Regions from separate parts of the Homo sapiens genome. Here region 1 is linked to region 2. Evidence: read pairs that join two places in POLR2A ChIA-PET (ENCODE). Cell type or tissue: A673. All regions are shown on one strand. Each heading gives the region's core, and the rest is flanking DNA. Links, peaks and the distances in the headings are about the cores only.

Region 1 (2,927 bases), core at 171-2,670, 2.0 Mb after region 2:
TGTGGCATGCTCCATTCTTCACATTCCACACATACTGATTTATTTCATGCCCATTTCACAGATAAGGAAACTAAGGCATTTGTTAAATGAATTGCTTGAGGTCTTACAAATATTAAGCGACCAATCAGAATTCACATTCAAGCAGCCTGGCTCTAGAGACCTCATCCCTACACATCACATGAAATTGCTCTCCCACCACTAGGGAATGTTTGTAATTACAAACAACTTCTCCATTCAGTGTGGAAAAACATTATGGAATAAGTAGAAATTGGAGAGTCATTTGTGTGACTTCCGAAATTTTTACTTAGCCTAGGAAATTTCAATTAAGTGTTGTAATTTTGGTTTTAGAAAGTTGATATTTTTAAAACTGACATAACATTACTCATAAATAGGTAATTATTTTATTTGAAATGATGCATGATTTGATTAAATCTAACTTCTTTTTCATTGAGTATTGATTACCATGAATGAGAAAAATATCTCAACAAGATATTTACATAAAATAAGAATGGCATGTTCACACTACATGATGATAGTAATAAACAATAGATCTATTAATTTGTTTTAAGTAAAATATAGAAGCAGTTAAAATGAAAGTGGCATAACTATATTTAACATTGTGTGTGCTCCTGAAATGTGATCATGCTAAAAACTATGAAAATATATAATCTGGAATAGACATGGTTTCTGTTTTCTAAGCAACTAATATGTACATACATAGATATAGAGACTGCATGTCAACATAAATTGAAAATTAGGTCAATACCGAAAACAAAAACAACAAATTCAAGAACTTAAATTTATATAAAAATAGGTTGGAAGACCTGGAGAATAGGAGAAAATTGCTGCAATCTATCCATCTGACAAAGGGCTAATATCCAGAATCTACAAGGAACTTAAACAAATTTACAAGAAAAAAACAACCCCATCAAAAAGTGGGTAAAGTATATGAACAGACACTTCCCAAAAGAAGACATTTATGCAGCCAACAAACATATGAAAAAAAAGCTCATCATCACTAGTCACTAGAGAAATGCAAATCAAAACCACAATGAGATAACATCTCACACCAGTGAGAATAGCGATCATTAAAAGTCAGGAAACAACAGATGCTGGAGAGGATGTGGAGAAATAGGAATGCTTTTACACTGTTGGTGGCAGTATAAATTAGTTCAACCATTGTGGAAGACAGTGTGCCAATTACTCAAGGATGTAGAACCAGAAATACCATTTGACCCAGCAATCCCATTACTGGGTATATACCCAAAGGATGATAAATCATTCTACTACAAAGACACATGCACACGAATGCTTTTTGCAGCACTATTTACAATAGCAAAGTCTTGGAACCAACCCAGATGCCCACCAATGATGACTGGCTAAAGAAAATGTGGCACATATACACCATGGAATACTATGCAGCCATAAAAAAAGAATGAGTTCATGCCCTTTGCAGGGACATGGATGAAGCTGGAAACCATCATTCTCAGCAAACTAACACAGGAACAGAAAACCAAACACCACATGTTCTCACTCATAAGTAGGAGTTGAACAATGAGAACACATGGACCCAGGGAGGGAAACATCACACACCGGGGCCTGTTGGGGGGTGGGGGGAAAGGGGAGGGAGAACATTAGGACAAAAACCTAGTGCATGCGGGGCTTAAAACCTAAATGGCAGGTTGATAGGTGCAGGAAACTACCATGACACATGTATACCTATGTAACAAACCTGCATGTTCAGCACATGTATCCCGGAACTTTAAGTAAAATTTAAAAAAAATTATAAATAGACCAGGCACGGTGGCTCACGCCTGTAATCCCAGCACTTTGGGAGGCCAAGGCGGGCGGATCACGAGGTCAGGAGATCGAGACCATCCTGGCTAACACGGTGAAACCCCGTCTCTACTAAAAATACAAAAAGTTAGCCGGGCCTGGTGGTGGGTGCCTGTAGTCCCAGCTACTCAGGAGGCTGAGGCAGGAGAATGGCGTGAACCCAGGAGACGGAGCTTGCAGTGAGGCAAGACTGGGCCACTGCACTGCAGCCTGGGTGACAGAGCAAGACTCCGTCTCAAAAAATAAATAAATAAATAATAAATAAATAAATAAATAAATAAATAGAAGGGAAGGCTTACTCTCAGATACACACACACAAAATAGGTTGGAAGAAGTACCAAAACTTAAGCACTAAAGGGTATATTGTACAAAATGGTTCTGTCTTCAAAGACAAAAATCAACTCTCTGACTTTAGTTTGAAAGGCAATTCAATTTAGTTTAAAAAGCCAAACTTTATTTATAAGCTTCCAACACTAAGACTTGGTGCAACCAAATTTTCTACTTGCCAACTTTATTTTGCATTTATTCTGTATATATTCATAAGTGTATATATATATGCATATCTGTGCATAGGCATGTGTACACAGAGCCACTGTTGTGGTCGGGACATTCATACCATCCAGTAATCTTGGCTAATACCCAGCATTAACGGAAAGTGATTTAAGCAAATGGGGGCTAACATGAGAAAAGATCGTGCTTATAGGGAAATTTTAACACAGCTCTTTGGTTGCTCTATGGAAATGTGTGGCTTTGTTTCCATGCAGACTGTACTGAAAGATCCCATATTGTCAGCAGCACTTGTATATACTTTGGAAGTTTTGTCCAAGTTTCATAAATCTTGTCATATATCAAGTTATTCTAAATATGGCCAAAGTAAATAATCTGCAGCCAGAAGAGTGAAAGGTCATTTGTGCCCTAATTGCAGAACAATGTCCTCTCTCAGTCAATGCCACGGCTCTCCTTTCATTAATCAGGCCTTTGGTGAGTAACATCTATTCATGTTAGAGTTTTCTCTGAACAAGTTTCAGAATATAAACCAGTCTGGAATTGAGATATTTAATTGTTTGGGTGATAGTCAAAAAACTCTCATG
Region 2 (2,927 bases), core at 130-2,629:
TGGCTCACTGCAACCTCCGCCTCCTAAGTTAAAGCTATTCTCCTGCCTCAGCCTCCGGAGTAGCTGGGATTATAGGCATGTGCCAGTACACCGGGCTAATTTTTGTATTTTTAGTAGACACGGGGTTTCACCCTGTTGGCCAGGCTGGTTTCAAACTCCTGACCTCAAGTGATCCACCTGCCTCAGACTCCCAAAATGCTGGGATTACAGGTGTGAGCCACCACGCCTGGCCTGAATTGTACCTTTTAAAAGGGTGATTTTTATAGCATGTAAAATATAGCTCAATTTAAAAAAAGAAAAAATAAGGTCAGTAAGTAGTTCGATAGATTTATTCCATTCTGTTCTCTCCTTTTATTTCTTTGGTTTCCTTTTTTCTTTTTGGAAATGTGGAACACATAGCTTTGAGATGACCTCAATAAAGATTGCATGTCATTCACTGTGTCTGAAAATGAGACATCTGTATATTCTCCACTTGTTCTGGTCACCCAAGATTTTTGTGCCAAATTATTGTCAGTGATATTTCATCTTGTGAGTCAGTTTGAATTTGCTCTCCTCTTAGATGCTTAATGTGGTATGGAACATCAAAAATAAAATGTAGGGACTGACATATAATGGGTGCTTTCTGAGGCCTGAATTGTTCTAGAACTTTTTTCAGTTATAGCTTTTAATTTATAACAACTTGAGTGAGGCATAATTGATATACAATAACTTGCACATAAAGTGTATGATTTGATAAATTTTGACATATGTACACAATCATAATACCACAGTCAAGACAGTGAGCGTAGCTGTCACCCCCAGAACTTCCCTAGTGTTGCTTTGTAATCTCTCCTCCCAGCCCTCCCTACCTCCACTCCCACACAACCACTGGTCTGCTCTCTGGAACTGTATATTAGTTTGCATTTTCTGGAATTTTATGTAAATAGGATCATGCAGTAAGTAATTTTCTTGTCTGGCTTCTTTTACTCAGCATAATTATTTTAGGACACAGTCACAATTATGTTGAGATTTATACATAGTTTATTGCTTTTTATTGCTGAGTATTAATTAGTGCATTCTACAGGTAAACTGTAATTTGTTTATCCACCTACCTGTGGATGAACATTTTAGTTGTTTTTGGCTATTAAAAATGGAGCTGCTATGAACATTTGTACACAAGCCTTTCTTTGTTTGGACATAGATTTCCTTTTCTCTTAGGTAAAACCTCGGAGTGGAATGGCTGGGCCATATGGTAGGTGTATATTTAATTTTGTAAGAAACTACCAAAACTCTTCCAAAGTGTTGTGCTGTTTTGTATTTGTAAATGAGAGTCCTTCCTCCACATAGAAATGTCTTTAAATGAAAGGAAAGATTGAGCAGAGAATGAAGCAATCCATTTAGAAGAGGTGGCCAAAGGTCAGAAATGAATGCTTCGAAAAACAATGAAAAGTGAGAGGAATACACCACTATCTGATGTTGCTTGAATGTGTCTGTTTTAAACATCGAAATTTCCAAATGGTAAACATGACACCTTAAATGACCTTCCTTTTGTGCCAGCTCACCCAGTTTTATCAGAAACAGTGGGAAACACAGTAGGAATACAACTGCTGCTGAAATGACAGTGTGAGGAGCTAATTATAACTTCCTTCCAGTTCTGGAGTACAAGAACTTCAAGTGTAGAGCAGTTGGCAAGTTGCACACTTGATTCCAATTAGTTCCTTCCTGGCATCCTTGCTTACATAGCACATTGTGAACTGTGGAAGTTGGAGGCCAACTGAGTGGGACCACAGAAAGACTGTGCTCAGGCACAGGGTGCATTTTCCAGAGAGGAGCTAAATTAGACAGGGCCAAATGGGTCCATATTCTTAATTAAACAGAGGCTAATCTGCAAAAATATTTAATTAGAAACTTTAAAAAAGAGTCTATATTGGGAGCAGAATTACTGAAATACAAGTAATGTCAAAGTTGCTACAAAGGGTTTCCACATAGCAGGTGACTTCCTGCATGTTTTGGAACAGGGACTGTAAATACAGTGACATAAGCACCATGCTAAATGGCAGCCACATGCTTGGCCTGGGTACTGGGGTGACAATGGAGAGTGGTGAGGAGTATGGTGAACTGGAAAGTGTATACGTTTCTTTTAAAGGAAGTTATTCAGTCCTCAATAATCATTAACTTGTAATAAATACAGGTTCAGTGTTGTCAGTTCTGATTTTTCAAGTCAAGATGAAAATCTGTATTTTTAGGTGAAATCCGATTTTCTAAATGTTAGCAATAAATTTAAGTTAAAAAATGCAGTATGAATCAAGAAGAATATATATGCAGATCAGATAGGACTTGTAGGCTGCCAGTTTATAACCTCTGAGAGTGGAGGAGTTCTGGGAAGGTTCTCTCTCCCTATATATGTTCACCAGTGCAGTGATTGGATTCCTTCCTTCCTCTCTCCCTTCCTCCCTCCCTCCCTCCCTCCCTCTTTCTCTCTCTCTTTCTTTCTTTCCTGATGGAGTGTCACTCTGTTTACCAATGCAGTGATTGGAATTCTTTTTGATTTCCTTCCTTCCTTCCTTCCTTCCTTCCCTCCTTCCTCCCTTCCTCCCTTCCTCCCTTCCTCCCTTCCTCCCTTCCTCCCTTCCTCCCTTCCTCCCTTCCTCCCTTCCTCCCTTCCTCCCTTCCTTCCTTCCTTCCTTCCTTCCTTCCTTTTGACGGAGTCTCGCTCTGTTGCCCAGGCTGGAGTGCAGTGACATGATCTCGGCTCACTGCAAGCTCTGCCTCCCGGGTTCATGCCATTCTCCTGCCTCAGCCTCCCGAGTAGCTGGGACTACAGGAGCCCGCCACCACGCCTGGCTCATTTTTTGTATTTTTAGTAGAGACGGGGTTTCACCGTGTTAGCCAGGATGGTCTCGATCTCCTGATCTCGTGATCTGCCTGCCTTGGCCTCCCAAAGTGCT

Evidence for each region. Peaks named below come from ENCODE experiments on the same cell type or tissue, not always from the same donor. Only the 100,000 strongest peaks of a DNase experiment are listed, where the experiment ranks them.
Region 1: POLR2A ChIA-PET joins it to region 2 with 20 read pairs; 1 of 35 experiments calls an interaction of 5 or more read pairs at or near these places.

Annotation. Positions count from the first base shown.
Region 1 is chr2:67,130,921-67,133,847 of GRCh38, reverse strand. The region is part of intron 1 of LINC01828 (long intergenic non-protein coding RNA 1828); the gene reads right to left. All of the region lies in intron 6 of LINC01829 (long intergenic non-protein coding RNA 1829), which reads left to right. Among named protein-coding and RNA genes, the nearest start is that of LINC01828, 46 kb to the right of the region's middle. In A673, for the core only: no CTCF peak of the experiment used is centred there; a DNase peak (open chromatin) is centred at 1,217.
Region 2 is chr2:69,096,009-69,098,935 of GRCh38, reverse strand. The region is part of intron 9 of ANTXR1 (ANTXR cell adhesion molecule 1); the gene reads right to left. Among named protein-coding and RNA genes, the nearest start is that of MIR3126, 6.2 kb to the left of the region's middle. In A673, for the core only: no CTCF peak of the experiment used is centred there; DNase peaks (open chromatin) are centred at 1,635, 2,025 and 2,425; H3K27ac peaks cover 2,269 bases.